Linked DNA regions of Homo sapiens: region 1 is linked to region 2. Evidence: chromatin loops called from intact Hi-C (ENCODE). Cell type or tissue: sigmoid colon. All regions are shown on one strand.

Region 1 (8,000 bases), 100 kb before region 2:
TTTTGAGCTTGACCTTAGAGCAGTTGGTCAAGTTGGAGATATATTTTTAATGTAAATATTTCTGGTAACATGAGCTTGGGATTTATGCCAGCAAAGCTTCTGAGGGGCCTTTTCTCACCCTGTGCTCTGTGCATAAGTTTCTCCTTCTTAGACACTTTTCCTCTGTTTAGGAACAAACTTTGTTTTATGATCCCTAAAGCAGTTAGCAAACTGATGACTTTTCTAAAGCTGAGGATGAAAGACCATATAACAGGTTGCAGAGATTAAGTTGAGGTCCTTAAGAAACAGCTTCTGGTCTAGATTTGACACATTTGCAGACACTTGGTTCTAAACTATTGTTAAGCATTAGAAAAGCCTTGCTCGCTTATGCACAATACATTCTAAAATGGACTTGAGGTAGCTAAAACATATAACATTAAGAAAGAGCGTTAGAAATATACAAACAATCAGAACCTTTGGAGAATTAATTATGCTAAATTTAAGACTAATGGAGTTATTACATTTGGGTAATGCTTTTGAGCTTCCTGGTGGCCAGAGTTAAAAGAAAAGTCTAACAAAAAGAGGAAATAGAATGATTTTTAGGGAGAAATAATATATTATTTTTCATTTTATGTATCTTGCCACAGATACAGTTGAAAAGAAATATATTACATAAAACCTTCTAATGGGGGCACTAATAGGTACAATGGAAAACGCCCTCTGCAGCAACGTTAAAACTAAGACAAAATTGGTTTTTAAATGTTTGTTTGATAAATCAACTTTGATGTTTAATAAAGAACTAGGGTACATAGAAATTATTCAAAAATTAGTTGTTGAATGAATGATTAAAAAGATTTAAAAGTGTTCATTTTATTTAATGACCCGATAACTTCTGATGGAATTAACCAGACACTATTTCCTGGAGTGATGGTAATGAAAACCAAATTGGAGTAAAGTTCTTGGAAATGGATGTAGTGATGCAGACACCTTTTTGAGAATGCTGCTGTTAAAAAAACACAGAAAAATAGAGGAAAGTAAAATCAAAGATTTTTTTTTTTAAGAAAAGAGAGATTTGAGCAGATGATATTCTGGGAGGATCCACTGTAGAAAGAGTGCAAAGTTAGGGATGAAACAAAGTTGAATGGCATCTAGAGCACAGGTGGGTGGAGGAACTGGCCTCAGACAGAAATATGGAACCTCTTAGAGTTGCTTTTGATCTGGGTTTGGTAGCATTACCTGCATTGTATTTCCACCAATGTGAACAATTTTATGATTTTTTAAATGAGTTATACTGAACTTTGCTTTCAGATGCCGTTAGGGAAACTGTGGGAAAAGCAGCTAATATTCTCTCTCCACCCTCCTTCAAATGGGGCCATTTTCTATTCCCTTTTAATAGTTGAATGATTTATAATAAGGGAAACTGTGGGAAAAGCAGCTAATATTCTCTCTCCACCCTCCTTCAAATGGGGCCATTTTCTATCCCTTTTAATAGTTGAATGATTTATAATAAGCATATATTACTTTTTAAGTAAAAATAAGTCATAATAACATTGCCAAAAAAATTTCTTCAAATGATATGTTCCCCTTTGAACATAGGTTTGTGTATTCTCTCATTTGTTTGAGAAAGGCCAATGACCTCAGATAATCCTTGAAGTTAGCACTGATTTTCTGCTTAAAGATGGCATTGTTTTGAATTGTCTAACAATGGGTAATCTAAATATTATTTATTTTATGTTTTTGGATATAAGTTTTAGGAGAATTAAAATACATGAAAACTATGATTGAATATAGGAAGACAAGTTGTATAGTATTTATAGGAGAAAATTCCAGCAATAGTCTCAATTGTTTGAGACTTCTCACTTTGTGATAAAAATTGCTCCTGTCATCACTGTCACTGATCTTATAGACAATAATTTTATTTTCATTTTTAGAGACAGGGTCTTGCTCTATTACCCAGGCTTGAGTGCAGTGGCATAAGCATAGCTCACTGCAACCTCGAACTCCTGGGCTCCAGCAGTCCTCTTGCCTCAGCCTCCCAAGTAGCTAGAACTATAGACACATGCCACTATGCCTGGATAATTTTTTTTGTAGAGACAGGGTCTCGCTATGTTGTTCAGGCTGGTCTTGAAATCCTGGGTTCAAGCAATCCTCTCACCTCAGCCTCCCAAATTGCTGGGAATACATGCATAAACCACAGTGCCCAGCCAGGGTCTTTAGATTAGGAGATTTATATTATTTCAAACAGCAAAAATACGCTTGACTACAGACAAAACTGAATTTTAATTAAATCCAAAATGGATCATTGAAAATTTGTTTATTTTTTCTGTACACACACACATACATACATGTCAACACAGGGGCATAATTTATCTTCCAATTGTGCTACTTTTTACAAAAATAGTAAGAACCAAATGTTTAAGAGTGATTTATATTTTCAGTACTGATCTGTATGTTTTGTTCCATGAAAACTATGAAAAATTTTGCAGTTTCAAATCTCAAACTTTTCTGAGTAATGGGTATAGTGAAATTCTTCCATGGTCATGTTAAATGTTTGGGCAAAAGCAGAACATGCTTGAAGGGATCATGCTGTATAAATGTTCTTCTTTCTTTAGATGCTGCAGTAAGCCTATCTCTGCTTCTCAGCTAGTTTTAGAAGTGGCATTCTTACCATCCTCAGAACAATACTCAGATAGGTAAGTGGAGGAAGCTGCCTACAGCAAGCAAGAGTTTTAGTTGACCTTACAGAAGAAGAGTACTGCTGGTCTCCCATCCCTTCCCTGTTTGTCTAAGACTCTGAAATTAAAGGCTGATAGAGTGTGTTTCTTGTTGGATGCACGGCGAAGTTCATCATGTTTAGCCTACCTGCCACTGGGCAACCTAAAACCAGGTATCAGAAGAAAATAAATAATAATCCTGGCGGAGAAAAGTGAAGAGAGGAAACTAGTGAGAAAGTTGTGTGCACAGGTGTGCCTATGTACTTGTGCATGTGAATACCAGTGGGTTGTTTGTTGCAGACAAATGTCAGTTTAATAGGCACATGGCAGAAATTCCTACCACATGAGTTCTCTTTCAGTTTGCTATGGAAGACACAAAAACCCGTGAGCCCATCTTACTGGAATGCAAACGCCCTGAGAGCCTGGCACGTAATAGCTGCTCAGCAGGGGGCAGTGTGACACAGTCATTAAGAACTTGAAGATGCTGCTCCCTCTGGGCCTCCTCTTCCTCATCTGTAACATGGGAGAATCAGTCTTTTCATACAGAGTCCTGTACCGTTTAAATTAGATAATAGATTCCTAACCATGGGACAGAGTAAATATTCAACAAATAGTAACTTTTGTCATTTCTACTTTTTAAATTCCCGTTACAAAATATCTCCCTCCAAGTTAGAATGCTCATTCAAATTTCATAACTGTGTATCTTTGTCTGGGAGGTCAGGGAACGCCTCCAACTCAAAATATCTAAAAACTAACTCATGGCCACCCTGACCTCCCTGCCTGGTGTTTGTTCAGAGATCCCTGTTTCAGAGAACAACATCCAGTTGTTTTATAAACGGTTTGTCATCCTTAACACCTCCCTCTCCCCTACTCCTGCCATGCTAATGTGAGTTCTTTTGATTTAATCACTTAACTCCCTCTTGGAACTCCCCATTTCTTCCCATTGCCCCATCACCTCCACAGTGTAAGCAGCCCGTCTCTACCATTGAAGACTGCAGTGCAGTCCTAACTGGCCTGTTCCTCACATCCTCTCTTGCCCTCCTCCAATCTGTTTCCACATGGCAGAAAGACCACTCGTGCAGGAACAGAAATCTGGCCCTGCTGCCTCTGCTTCAAAACCTGCATCACTTCCCCGGATTCTTAAAATGAAGACCAACATACTTCCACAATCACTCCAGCTTCAGCTGGAGTCAAGCCCCTCCTCCCCCTCCTTTCTTCTCTGGACTCCACTCACACCAGATTTGTTTCAGTTCCTCAAAAGAGCATGGATTCCCCTGGTCACAGGACCTCAGTGCCAGCTGGGCTTCCATTCCCTGTCACACCCTTGAATCTGGCTAACCCTATGTACCCCTCAGTTTTGTTGCTTCTTCAGAAAAACCTTTCTGAGTAGAACCATCTCCCTTTTAATATGTCCTCACAGTACTTGTACCTCTCTCTCTCTTTTTTTTCTTTTTCTTTTCCTTATTAAATTTTATTTTAAGTTGTGGGGTACATGTGAAGGGTGTGCAGGTTTGTTACATAAGTAAGTGTGTGACATGGTGATTTGCTGCACCTATCAACCTACCACCTAGTTATTAAGCCCAGCATGCATGAGTGTACCTCTCTTTTAGAAGTGTTTATCACTGTTAATATGTAACATATATTTTGGTAGTTATTTGATTCATATATGTTTCCCCATCAAGGTATAAGCTTCATAGGGCCAGAGGTGAGAGGTGGGGACAGAACTCATAGTTGTTCACCTTTGGATCAACATTTTCCAGTGTAATAATAGATGCTCAATGTGTGTGTATTTGTGTGTGTGTGTGTGTGTGTGTGTGTATGTGTAAGGATAACAGCTCTCTTTTGTACCCCAGGACTCACCCAAGGTTTTCTTACTTTTTGTTTGTTTTGTTCTGTTTTTTCGAGATGGGATATCACTCTGTCACCCTGCCTGGAGTGCAGTGGTGTGATCTCGGCTCACTGCAACCTCTACCTCCCAGGCTCAAGCTATCCTTCACCTCAACCTCCTTAGTAGCTGCGACTATAGGTGTGCGCCACCTCTCCTGGCTGATACGTTTGTATTTTGGGGAAAGATGGGTTTTGCCATGTTGCCAAGGCTGGTCTCAAACTCCTGAGTTCCAGTGATCTGCCTGCCTTGGCCTCCCCAAGTGCTGGGATTACAAGCATGAGCCACAGCACCTGGCCTTCATCAAAGGCTTTAATTCACTGACTCCCTCCATCTGTAGTTTAGCTATGTAAAACCCTGTGAAATCAAGGATTTCAATATGTATGTAATGACAATGTAAAGCCAAATGATAATTGGAAGAAACTATTCTCTGACTTTGTTTTGGGGTCCTTTTGTTCAGCAAAGGCCTTTAGCACATGCTGTCTAGGGCCCAACTTCTCTCTATTTCAAACTGAATTCAGACTCCATACCACCTAAAAATCATAGACTCCTGGAGTGGAAAATCAGAGGTAGGAAATAATTAGTGAGAGAAACTGTATTAGTCAATAACTTTCTCTCTCTCTGTGACTGAAGTAGGAAACAGACCTGAGGCTTCCTTTAAACCAAGTATCAGGTGCTGAGTTCCAGCAAGGACCAGAAACCAGGTAGAAACCCCAAGTCAGAAAATAACTCAAAGAAGGCATTTATATACTTTCTGAGACAGTGGTATAGGGTGCACAAGAGAGGGAGAAAAGCTGATAATTTAGAGGGCTTTGATTCAAAGGGTTGCTTAAGAGTATTATGTAAGCGTCAACCCAGCTGCCTAGGTGGCAGGCTGAAGGTCGTTTCTGGAAAGTTTTACAAACTTTGGGAATGAATTCCTCTTGATACTGATAAGGAACAACACTCCCTAAAGTGAATGTGCAAAAAGATCACCTGGGATATTGCTAATATTCACTTTCTGATTTGGTGGGCCTGAGGTAAGTCTAGTGATGCTGTCATTCTAATAAGTTAACAGGTGATGTCAATGCTGCTGGTTTGAGTGGCAGGTATGTAGTACCCTTCTGCTCATCACTTGTAGTACCCAAGTACTCATCCAGGACAATGATTCCAGGGCTGATATAAACCATGGCCCAGGTTGGCAAGTTTGCTTTCATCCCTCCTAAGTGCTCTGCCACTGGGGTCCCATGTCTGCTCCCATGGTCTGTAAATGCAAATCATTTTCAATTATCAGAAAAGCAAAGTGGATCACCATCAGCCTGAAATATACTCAGGTTAGGTAAAGATCTCTTGATAGATTCTTGTGTCCAGGACTGTGGGTTACACCTATAATTGAGGCAGTGCTTAGCACCCTTTGATACCTACTGACAGGCTGAGGCAAAAGTGATTGAAAGAGATGGGGTGAGGATGGAAGCTGCATAGTAAAGTCAGGTACTCAGTATTAATACCTAATGAGTACTCTGTTATCCACGTGTGCTATTTCATTTAAGTATCATAGCAGTTTAATGAGAAAGGAACTTTCCATTTCACTCCCATTTTATGGTTATGGAAACCAAGGCCTGAAGAGATTAAGAACCCTGCCCTAATTTGTGCCGCTGGCAGTTGAGGGAGCCCAGATTCTGATCCATAAAGGCTCATTTGAAGTCTGTTGTTCTTACCTGGCTGCACATTAGAATTCCCTGAGGAGCTTTCGGAAAATATCCATTTCTGAACCCTCAAGAATTCCTATTTCACTGCTATTTTAAAAAAACCAGTCCAATGAATTTAACATATATCTGAGTTGAGTACAATTTCCTAGGCTCTGACTCTTAATTACCAGAATTTATACCCTCCAGAGACTAAGTTAGACATTAAAACAAAGAAAAAAAATAGGAATGCTTGGTGGGGTATTTTGCGGAGGCTGAATTTTAGAGCTACCCAATGCAATAAGACTAAGCCATCGCCCACTGACCACTAATCTTACAATAGCAGGACAATGTCCAGATTCTATTTGCTGGGATTCTACGTGATAATAGCTATGTATACCATATGTCAGGTGACACGGTTCTAAACACTTTACATACACTGCCTCCTATAATCTTTCAAAAATACACCGAAATAGATATCACTAACATTCCCCATTGTACAGATGAGAAGACTGAGATTCTGAAAGGTTAAATGCCTTGCCTTATTACAGGTGGTGTTAGGATTCAAACTCAAGTACTTTGGCTCTAGTCCATGGGATAAACAACTTTGCCCACTGTCTGTCACTTTATGGGCCACGCTTGTTTCTCACCAGCTCCGATGATGTAGATCTTCACCACCATATGTGAAGTGAGAACAAAAAAGGGCTGAAAGAGATTAATTTTACTGAAAAATGCAGTCGATATTAGAGAATGAGGCTCAGTGCGTAAATGTTTAGGAAACACTAATTTCCATTTAAAATCAGGAGCCAGTTTTTATCTGGCAAAGCCCTTCAGCAAAGAAAAAGTTACTCTGGGCAGGAATGAGTCCCTTCATCGCTGATACGTCAGATATTTCCTGGATACCTACATGGCAGGGATGTTGTTGCAGGGGGTTGGAGATGGAATGGGGTGGGTGGCCTGCATGCTGTCTGAGGTCTCCCTTAGGCATGAGTTGCTGTGATCCTGTGATCTGACTTAAGTCCTCCAACACTCAATCAGTAAGCGAGGGCTTGATCATTTACAGTTACACAGTGAGATGTTTCCAGGAATGATTTCCCTGTAGCATTTTAATAAGTACTCTATAAATAATAATTTATTGAAGTTGCCTACTATATAAGAAAAAGAATATATTAAAGAAGCCGAGCTAATTGAAGCTGGCAGTTAAGTTCCCTGAATCGAAACCAATCGGTTTATCTACATGACTCTAAAGATTTGGGATGAAAATTGCTCATTATAGTCTAACATCCTGATACCCAAAGATCCAGTTGTTTCACAATATATTGACATGGCCTTCCAGGAAACCTATGTGCAATATTGAGCTTAAAATGTTCCGATACAATTAAAAATAAATTGGATCAGAAAGAGCCTTTACTCTTCTTTAGTTGGGAGATGAAGGGATTTGAAAGATACTGAAAGCTGTGCGACCCCAGTCAGCAAGATTGCTGGTTCTAACTTGGATGACCACACAGCTTAAGTTGCCAGTGACTGTCCAGTTTATACCTTTGGTCCCAGGATAATGTTTAACAGGGCATCCATTCCCTCCCCAAGTATCTTGGTTTGAACAATCATTGCATAATCACTATGATCATCCTGGTTAACCCACAGTGAGAGAGATTGGAGAGGGCACAATCTAATGAGGTAAAAACAGGCCCTGAGGAAGACCAAGCTTCAGGTGGTAAGAGAGAATACAAACCAAGAGGCAGAATTGGGGTCCAAGGA
Region 2 (8,000 bases):
TGGGTAAAGTGATGTGATACAAAGATAGCATGCTTGGACATAAGACCCTACAATGCTGAGCCACCTGGAGGAATATGACTCTCCATTTCCATCCCCTCACACGGAATTCACAAGGAATACTGAAGAGTGTTAAGACTTCCACAGACCATTGAACCCATTAGGTGGGAAGAAGGGAGGTTGAGTCATGTTTAGCTTCCTCTCCAGTGGAACAGAGATCTGCAGCTGGCATCTGAATAGCATTCCTCTCATGTAAAGGGTGGAGGGAATGTGTCAACACCAACTGAACACCTAAGCCTTATCTCATGTAATTCTGACAACTGCACAAAGAAATTATTTGTTATCCGGATTATGCTTAAAAGGAAACTAAGTTTCAGAGACATTAAGGAGCATACTAAATTTCACTCAGTTGGTGAGTGATAAACAGTATTTTAAATCCAAGATTGCCTGACCCTGGCCCAATAATCTTTCGATTCCACCACAACTGCCAGAAACATCTATCCACACATCAGGTGTATCCACAGCTGTTTGGTTTGTTGTTGCTGAAATTTAAGTATAACACCTCCCTTAGCAACTGAAAAGGCCCTTAGCTACCTGCAATATTTAACAACTACTTTCTACATAAATAGCTTCTGAAGGTTTTATCTTACAGCATAGTGGGTTCATGACAGCTTTTATCTGAGATGATGAAACAACAAAAATGCCTGGACTATGACCTAGAGCCTGCCCGGGAGGTGGTTGGTCAGGTGTAGTCTCTTGGGAAGTGCTGGGGACACAGATGTTCCAGATGGTTGAGACATTTCTTTCACTAGAGCATGGAGTGTAGAATTAGCCAAAATACCCAACCTCTAGGAAGGAAATACAGATGTTCTAAAATTGTGGTATCCAACTCTTACTTTTCAGATTTCTAGGATTCAACAGAGGTTCCTGAGAGGCCATTGCAAATGTCAGGGGGAAAAGTAATTCAATTAACAACAACAACGATAACAACATAGCTTATAATTGAATATCACCAGGCAGTGTTCTAAGAATTTTGTGTAAATTAACACATTTAATCATGTTTTTATCCTTATGGGCTACATATAACATTATCAATAGCCTCATTTTACAGATGAGTAAACTAAGACAAAGAGGGGTTAAGGAAATTACTCAAGGTTTTGCAGTAAGTGGTCCAACTAGAATTTTTTCACAGGCAGTTTTGTTTCATTGACCATGCTCCTACTCACCATAACGTACTATTTTTCAGGCAGAGAAAGTGTTTATTTTTTTAATTGCACACACACACACATACACACAGACACACACTCACACACACACACGCACACACACACCTTACATCTTCATGGGATTAGTACATTGGACCAGCAGGACTCACAGGATGCAATACCAAAGCAACTTCATTTCCCCCGTAATTGCTCACTCAAACCTGTGCCATGGATCAGACCTTTCCCTAACCCTGGATGAACTCCTGGGCAGAAAAGACCACACAGCTTCCAGATTCCCTCTGAAATAACCAAAGAAACTCCAGGCATTTTAGTTGCCTAAAATAGTGTCTGTTCACTGATGAATATCCCGAGTCCAGTGTAATATTTGAAATTCTGAGTTTCACTCAAAGTTAAAGCCTGTCCCTTCACTTGAACCTGCAATAGGTTGGAAATCCACTGATGGGGAAAGAGGGACTTTGTCTTTTCTACTCTGTTGTCTCCTTCCATCCCCTACCACAGCCTGGTGTTGACTTCGAACCTCCTGGTTGAAGCCAGGAGAGAAAAGAGGTGGAGGCTTAAAAATACCTTAATTGATGAGCACCCATATACAGATCGTTTCATATTACATTGCAATTGTGAAGGTATTTCAAAATGTTGTTTACACTTATCAATGTTTTAAAATTATGAAAATAATGATAGTTATTAGGACTGATGCTAAATCTGGTTATTTAATGTTATAAAAATTTTGAAATATTTTGATAACTCTACTTAAAGAGGATTCCTTTGGCAATTCTATGGATTTAATTTATGTACTTAAAAACAGTAACCTAAGAAGGGGTCATCTATTGCCAAAGACTGCTGAGAGAGTTTATAGCATAAAAGCACCTTGGTTTTGGGGGTTTCTTCTCCACCATATAATGTCTCAACTGTTGTCCTATCTCCCTTCCAGACAACCTTCTTGGGTAAAGTCCCTTTAAGGTGATAAGGGCCAGTTCTCTTCCTCCTGCTCATATGGCTGACATCTCCATGGGAAACATGCACCTTTACCAGTGCTTGGCAGAAGTGCAGGTACTCTGTAACCCCAGCAGCCCCTACTCCATCCGCTGTTCAGGTCTGCTAGTTAACTGGTATGCCCTAGTAGGGCGAACTGGCTTTGCATGTTTGAAGTCCTCTTGTAACAATTGGTAAATAACTTCTGCTCTGAGCTCCCGTCAAATCCTCTGCCAATACCCTTGCCTCCTCAGCCTCTTCCCAGGACCTCCAGACCTCCCACTATTCAGGAACCTAAAAGAAAATACTTGGCAAAGCCAGACCCTGCAAGAGCTGACTCCAAATGCACAAATGATTTCAGTTCTCATTTGTCAGTGCTCGGGCCTCACTAGTTGTTGGAACCCTGTGAAACATCCGCACTATTCATTACATCCAAAGGAAGCAATCTAACTCCCTAATTGGGTTTTTCCAGCCTCTCTCACTAGACTTGAGGCAAGGGGACCACATCCCCTACCCACCCCTTCTTGGAATGGCAGTAGGAAAAATACTCCAACACATTTTCCCAAAGAAATTCTCTCTTTAATCTAGCACCTCAATCTTTTTATACCTTTCATGTGGCTTTTGAACCTTATATATTGAGGGTCCGTATTAAATGTTCATTCACTGAAATTACTGCTGACAATCAATCCCTACACACCACACACACACACACACACCACACACACACACACACCTAAATGTGCTTGGCTATAAGAATTTCCCATGCAGCAGACTATTGAACTACAGATTTTTCAGCATTGGCATTTGGAAAAGGCTCAAACCTGAAGGCAGAGAAAACTAATAGCCTAAGGCCTCCAATCTAAAGATAGATTCTACTAATCCTAGGCTGGCTGCCTTGTACAGCTTTGCAATGTCTCCTCCACATGTGAGCCTGGCCCGCTTGCCTCTCCTGTTTCTACATTCTCAGTTCCTTGGCTGGCTCCCCCAGGGATAACTCTCAGTGCCTGCCTGATCTGTGTTACAAAGCAGACATGAATAGCCAGGCCAGAGAGCCATGTACTAATTTCCTGGGTGGCCAATCCCTCTCTCTCATATCCTAGTGCCATTTTAAGGGAAAAGAAATGTAGGACATGGAATAAACAGAGGGAAACCTGCTTGATTTGTTGTTAATGTGTCAGTGTTTTGTTTTGTGGGTTTAACTTGTAGAAGGCAGGTCTTTGTCTTGTTACTCTCTGGCATTTAACAGGGCCTGCCTTCAGTGACTCAGCCGGGTTTCCTTAGACAGAAAACAGCCACTTAGTGCCTTTTACACCACCAAGAAAATGAGATTATTCCTTGAGGAGATCAGCAGCTCTCGGCTGCTGTCGAAAGGGCGCTTTGCCTGTTTGTTTGGCTGAAAGGCACCACGCAGCCCAGGCTTGTTTAAAATTAGCTTCCTCATAAATCACTTGCACAATGAAGTGTCTGCCTCTGCCCTCTGACATATTTGTGTCTCTGTTTATTTTTAATGATGACATGGCTTTTTCTGTTTCCATTTGGCTCTTTACTCTCCACACTCCCAAGCACTAACTTCTGTGGCAAAAGTACAAAATCTAAGAAACTGCAGGGAAGAAAGAGTTCCTTTTCTACCAGCACATAAATGTAGTGGGGAAACTGAGTTAGCCTTGGGGGTATTTCTGGAGGAAATTGCCTCCTTTCTAACTTTGTCAGATTATAATATCCTGAAATTGTACTTTTTGAAAGAGTAAGAGGGTGATGGCAATATTCTGTAACTTGATAGGGGTCTGTGTTACACACGTGTATGTGTTTGCAAAACTCAATAAATGTATATGTACCTTACATGTAAGTTTTTACATAAAGAAAAAAGTAAACTAATAATGAACTCTAATAATATTTATACAGAACTATTTAAGAAGAAGTATACTAGTTTTCTCAATTTACTTTGAAATGCATCCAAAACTGTGATAAATTAATTGATGGATAGATGGACAGACGTGATAAAACAAGTAGAAAAAAAATGTTAAAGGCAAAATATAGATGGTAGGTACAAGTCTGTTCCCTGCAAAATTACTTCAACTTTGCTGCAAGTTTGAATATTTTTACAATAAATTATTAGAATAAATGCTCTCTTGGTGACCCACACTGAATCCTTGGAAACATCAGAGAGCCACAGCTTCTAAAATCCTGTATTCCACCCAAATTTTATTTTTAAAAATCTATATTTATATAGAGTTAAATTGCAATAATTTATGACAACAAGGAAAACAGTATCCTTGACCCAGTAAAAAGTACAAAATACAGAATATTCTAAGAGAGAGGGAAATTTTATTAGTTAGACACATAAGAACCTTCTTCAATTTAAATGGCATGTAACTAGAAGTTCTTAATGCAGCTCTCTAATCCAATATATAAAACACAAATGAAGAACAGTAAAGGGCATACAATGACCAAAACCCACATAGGATGAATTCAAATGGGCCTGGGGTGAGAAAGTCCAACCTTAGTGAACCCACAGTTACTGTTGAAACAAACAAACAAACAAACGAATACCCAGAAAAGTCTGAAACAAGGAAAAAAACTGGAGAATTCTTCTATGAATGCTACCTTTTTGAGGCAAGGTCTTTTCTTTCTTTCTTTCTTTCTTTTTTTTTTTTTTTCTGAGACAGAGTGTCACTCAGTCTCCCAAGCTGGAGTGCAGTGGCTCGATCTCGGCTCACTACAACCTCCGCCTCCCGGGTTCAAGTGATTCTCCTGCCTCAGCCTCCCGAGTAGCTGAGACTACAGGCGTCCGTCACCATGCCTGGCTAATTTTTGTATTTTTAGTAAAGACAGGGTTTCACCATATTGGCCAGGCTGGTCTCGAACTCCTGACCTTGTGATCCACCCGCCTCAGCCTCGCAAAGTGCTGGGATTACAGGTGTGAGCCATAGCACCCAGCTGGTGAGACAAAGTATTTTTATTTTCTTATTACAACTTTTGGAGACTTTGACTTCCAGAAAACAACCAGATAATTAGAAAAGAAGAGCTCTTAGCACATATTGCCATGGTACACTGAAAAATTACACTGCTTTGGCAAGAATGTGGACAGGAAAACTCATGGTAACAGTATATTGCAGAGGTAGTAGTTTGTTGTGCATTTCTTTTCTTCAGAATGGCAGTTGGAGTTGAAAAAGCCACCTCTGCAGCAGAGCTCAATAATATGAAAGTTGATTATTTTCCAATATGATATTGGAAGTTGTTCTAGTTATTGTACAATTAACCTGTCTTCTGGGGAAGGGAAATATACTCCTCCCGTGGAAGAGAGTAAGGAAATGAACAATAAGCTAATAAACCTTAATATCTAAATGAGTTTCTTTTCACAAATGAAGACCATGTACCCTTATTGACAAACACCAGCTCTTGATAAATGTCCAGTTTACTCATTCATGGATGAGTAAACTGAAAAATATTTTAAAATATATTTAATTGGCTATAAAATACACCTACAAAGTAATCTTCAAAGACAAGTCTTAAAAATGACATAAGAAAAAGTAAAAGGATCAGACAAAACTCCAAATCATGCAAAAACAGTCTGCATTTGAGGTGGTAAATAAAGAATTAACACTACTTGAACTTAAGATGTGAACATAAAGTACAATTTGAAAAGTTCTCAAAAAACATTGATGAGAAAGACAAAGGGAGGGAGAGAAACAGGATACAAACCATAGACTTGAATGTATTCCGCAGGAAGTACCCAAACTGAAAGGAAACAACAAAAATAAATAAATAAATAAAGTCAGAGAAAAGGTCTGAGAGCACATTGCCAAGGAGTCAATAGCATTTCAGGGAAGTTAGTGAAGAGGAGCCAAGTGTGGTTCCCTGCACAGCAGCCATGCAAAATGAGTTCAAAGGTTAAGAAAATGAGGATTGGAAAGTTTTGTTAGCTTGACCAAAGCCTAGATCTAGAATGGGATCTCAGGAATTTTATTATCAGAATCATAAATCAGAAATATCAAGTCTGTAATATTATTTGAAAATGCTGAAGTGCCACAAGTGACCATTTTGAGACTGAACTCCTCAAAGTTGTCACCTCTCTCTGAAACTCATTGTGCTTTAATATTCTTGCCCCATTGCCAGGGAACAACTAAATAACTTCCTTTGCTTTATTTCATTCATCCATTTCTCCTTACAAGCAGCATTAATGTTGTGCTGCCTTATTGGACACTTTAACATAGATCCCTGTCCAAAAAAAGCACAAATTTCAGTAGTGTAGGTAAACAACTTCAACATAACATATGGAGTACAGAGGGAGAGAGAGAAAAAACATGAGAGTCTGCAAGAAATTATCATTTGTGTTTTATAGTATTTTTTCTCTTATAGTTTACCCACATATTTATCATTTTCATAGTTCTTTTTGCTTCTTACATGTCTTACCTTTCATCCGGGAATATTTTATAATTCCCATTGGTAGCATCTGCTAGTGTTAAACTGTCTTTGTTGATTTTGATGATAAAATGACTTTATTTTACTTTTATTCTTGAAAGTTATTTATCTGGGCATTAAACTACAGGACGGGAGTTTTTTGTTGTTGTTTTCCTTTTTTTTTTTTAGCACATTGTATCTATTTTTTGTTTCCATTGTAATTGAGAAGTCAACTGTCAGTAAATGCTATTTGTTTGAAAGTAATCTCTCCTCTTTTCTCTGCCTCCTCTTAAAATTTTTCTCTTTGTACTGGGTTCTCTTTAGAATCACTATGATATGCCTGAAAGATTTTTTAATATCATTTGATATTTTTGGGTTTTCTGAATGTGTGAATTAGTGTCTTTCATCAGCTATGAAATCTTTTACACCCTTACCTCTTCAAACATTACGTCTGCTTCACTTTCTCTCTTCTTTTGCTTTCGGTGTTTTTATTTCTTATATGTTAGAATCTCTATATGTCTCCGCCATATTTGTACTGTTCAATATATTAGTCCCTAGCCACATGGGGGTATATAAAGTTAAACTTAACTAAGTAAAATTAAATAAAATTTAACAGTCAGTTTTTCAATCTCAATAGCCACATATCAAGTACCCAACAGCTGCATGTGTATAGTGGCTACTGAATTGGACAGCACAGATACAGAATGTTTTTATTATTGCAGAAATTTCTATTGCACTGATCTATATCTGTTAGGTGTTCTGGTATATTTTCAATCTTTCGTTTATTCTTCATTTCTGATTTTTCTTAGATTTTTGACCAATCTTTTTGTTCAATAGTTCTCTATCAACTCTTCCTAATTTGCTGTTAATTTGATCTTTTTAGTTATTTTACTTTAATTCTAGAATGTATATTTTGTTAATTTTTTAATCTATGATATCACATTTTATGGTTGCTGGTTCCCTGCCAACATTTTAAATCTTGACTTTCATCTCATTGTATATAGTGAGCACAGTTGTTACATAGTCTGCCTGGTAATTCTATTTTTTGGACTTCATTGTGTTTGCTCCTATACTGTATTATTTTTGCTGTTTTTTTTTTTCTTATGGTATTTCAACTCTTCATGTATTCAGTTATTTCTGAGTATGTGCTGGACATTGTTTCTAAAAACTAACTTTCAGTAATAAATTCAAGACTTGATTAAAGTTGTCTTCCACCAACAAATATATTCATTGCTTTTGCCAGAATCCTGGGCACACTATTTTTGACCATTTAATACAGGTTCATGCTTTAGGTTTTCTGTAGAGTAGAATGATGCAAAACTGTCATCTTAACTACCAGACTTCAACCCTTAAAGTTTCAGTCCAAAGTGTTAGTGTCCTCTCAAGATCCTCCTCCCAAATGTACAG

What was found. Peaks named below come from ENCODE experiments on the same cell type or tissue, not always from the same donor. Only the 100,000 strongest peaks of a DNase experiment are listed, where the experiment ranks them.
Region 1: a loop joins it to region 2, with 3 times the contacts of the local background. A loop is called at or near these places in 4 of 110 quality-filtered maps.

The regions. Positions count from the first base shown.
Region 1 is chr20:39,883,078-39,891,077 of GRCh38, forward strand. No RefSeq gene overlaps it. Among named protein-coding and RNA genes, the nearest start is that of LINC01370, 120 kb to the right of the region's middle. In sigmoid colon, a CTCF peak has its summit at 3,143 (motif pointing right); DNase peaks (open chromatin) are centred at 3,144 and 3,904.
Region 2 is chr20:39,983,150-39,991,149 of GRCh38, forward strand. No RefSeq gene overlaps it. Among named protein-coding and RNA genes, the nearest start is that of LINC01370, 17 kb to the right of the region's middle. RefSeq lists an enhancer at 2,641-3,344. In sigmoid colon, no CTCF peak of the experiment used is centred here; DNase peaks (open chromatin) are centred at 3,152 and 3,572; H3K27ac peaks cover 247 bases.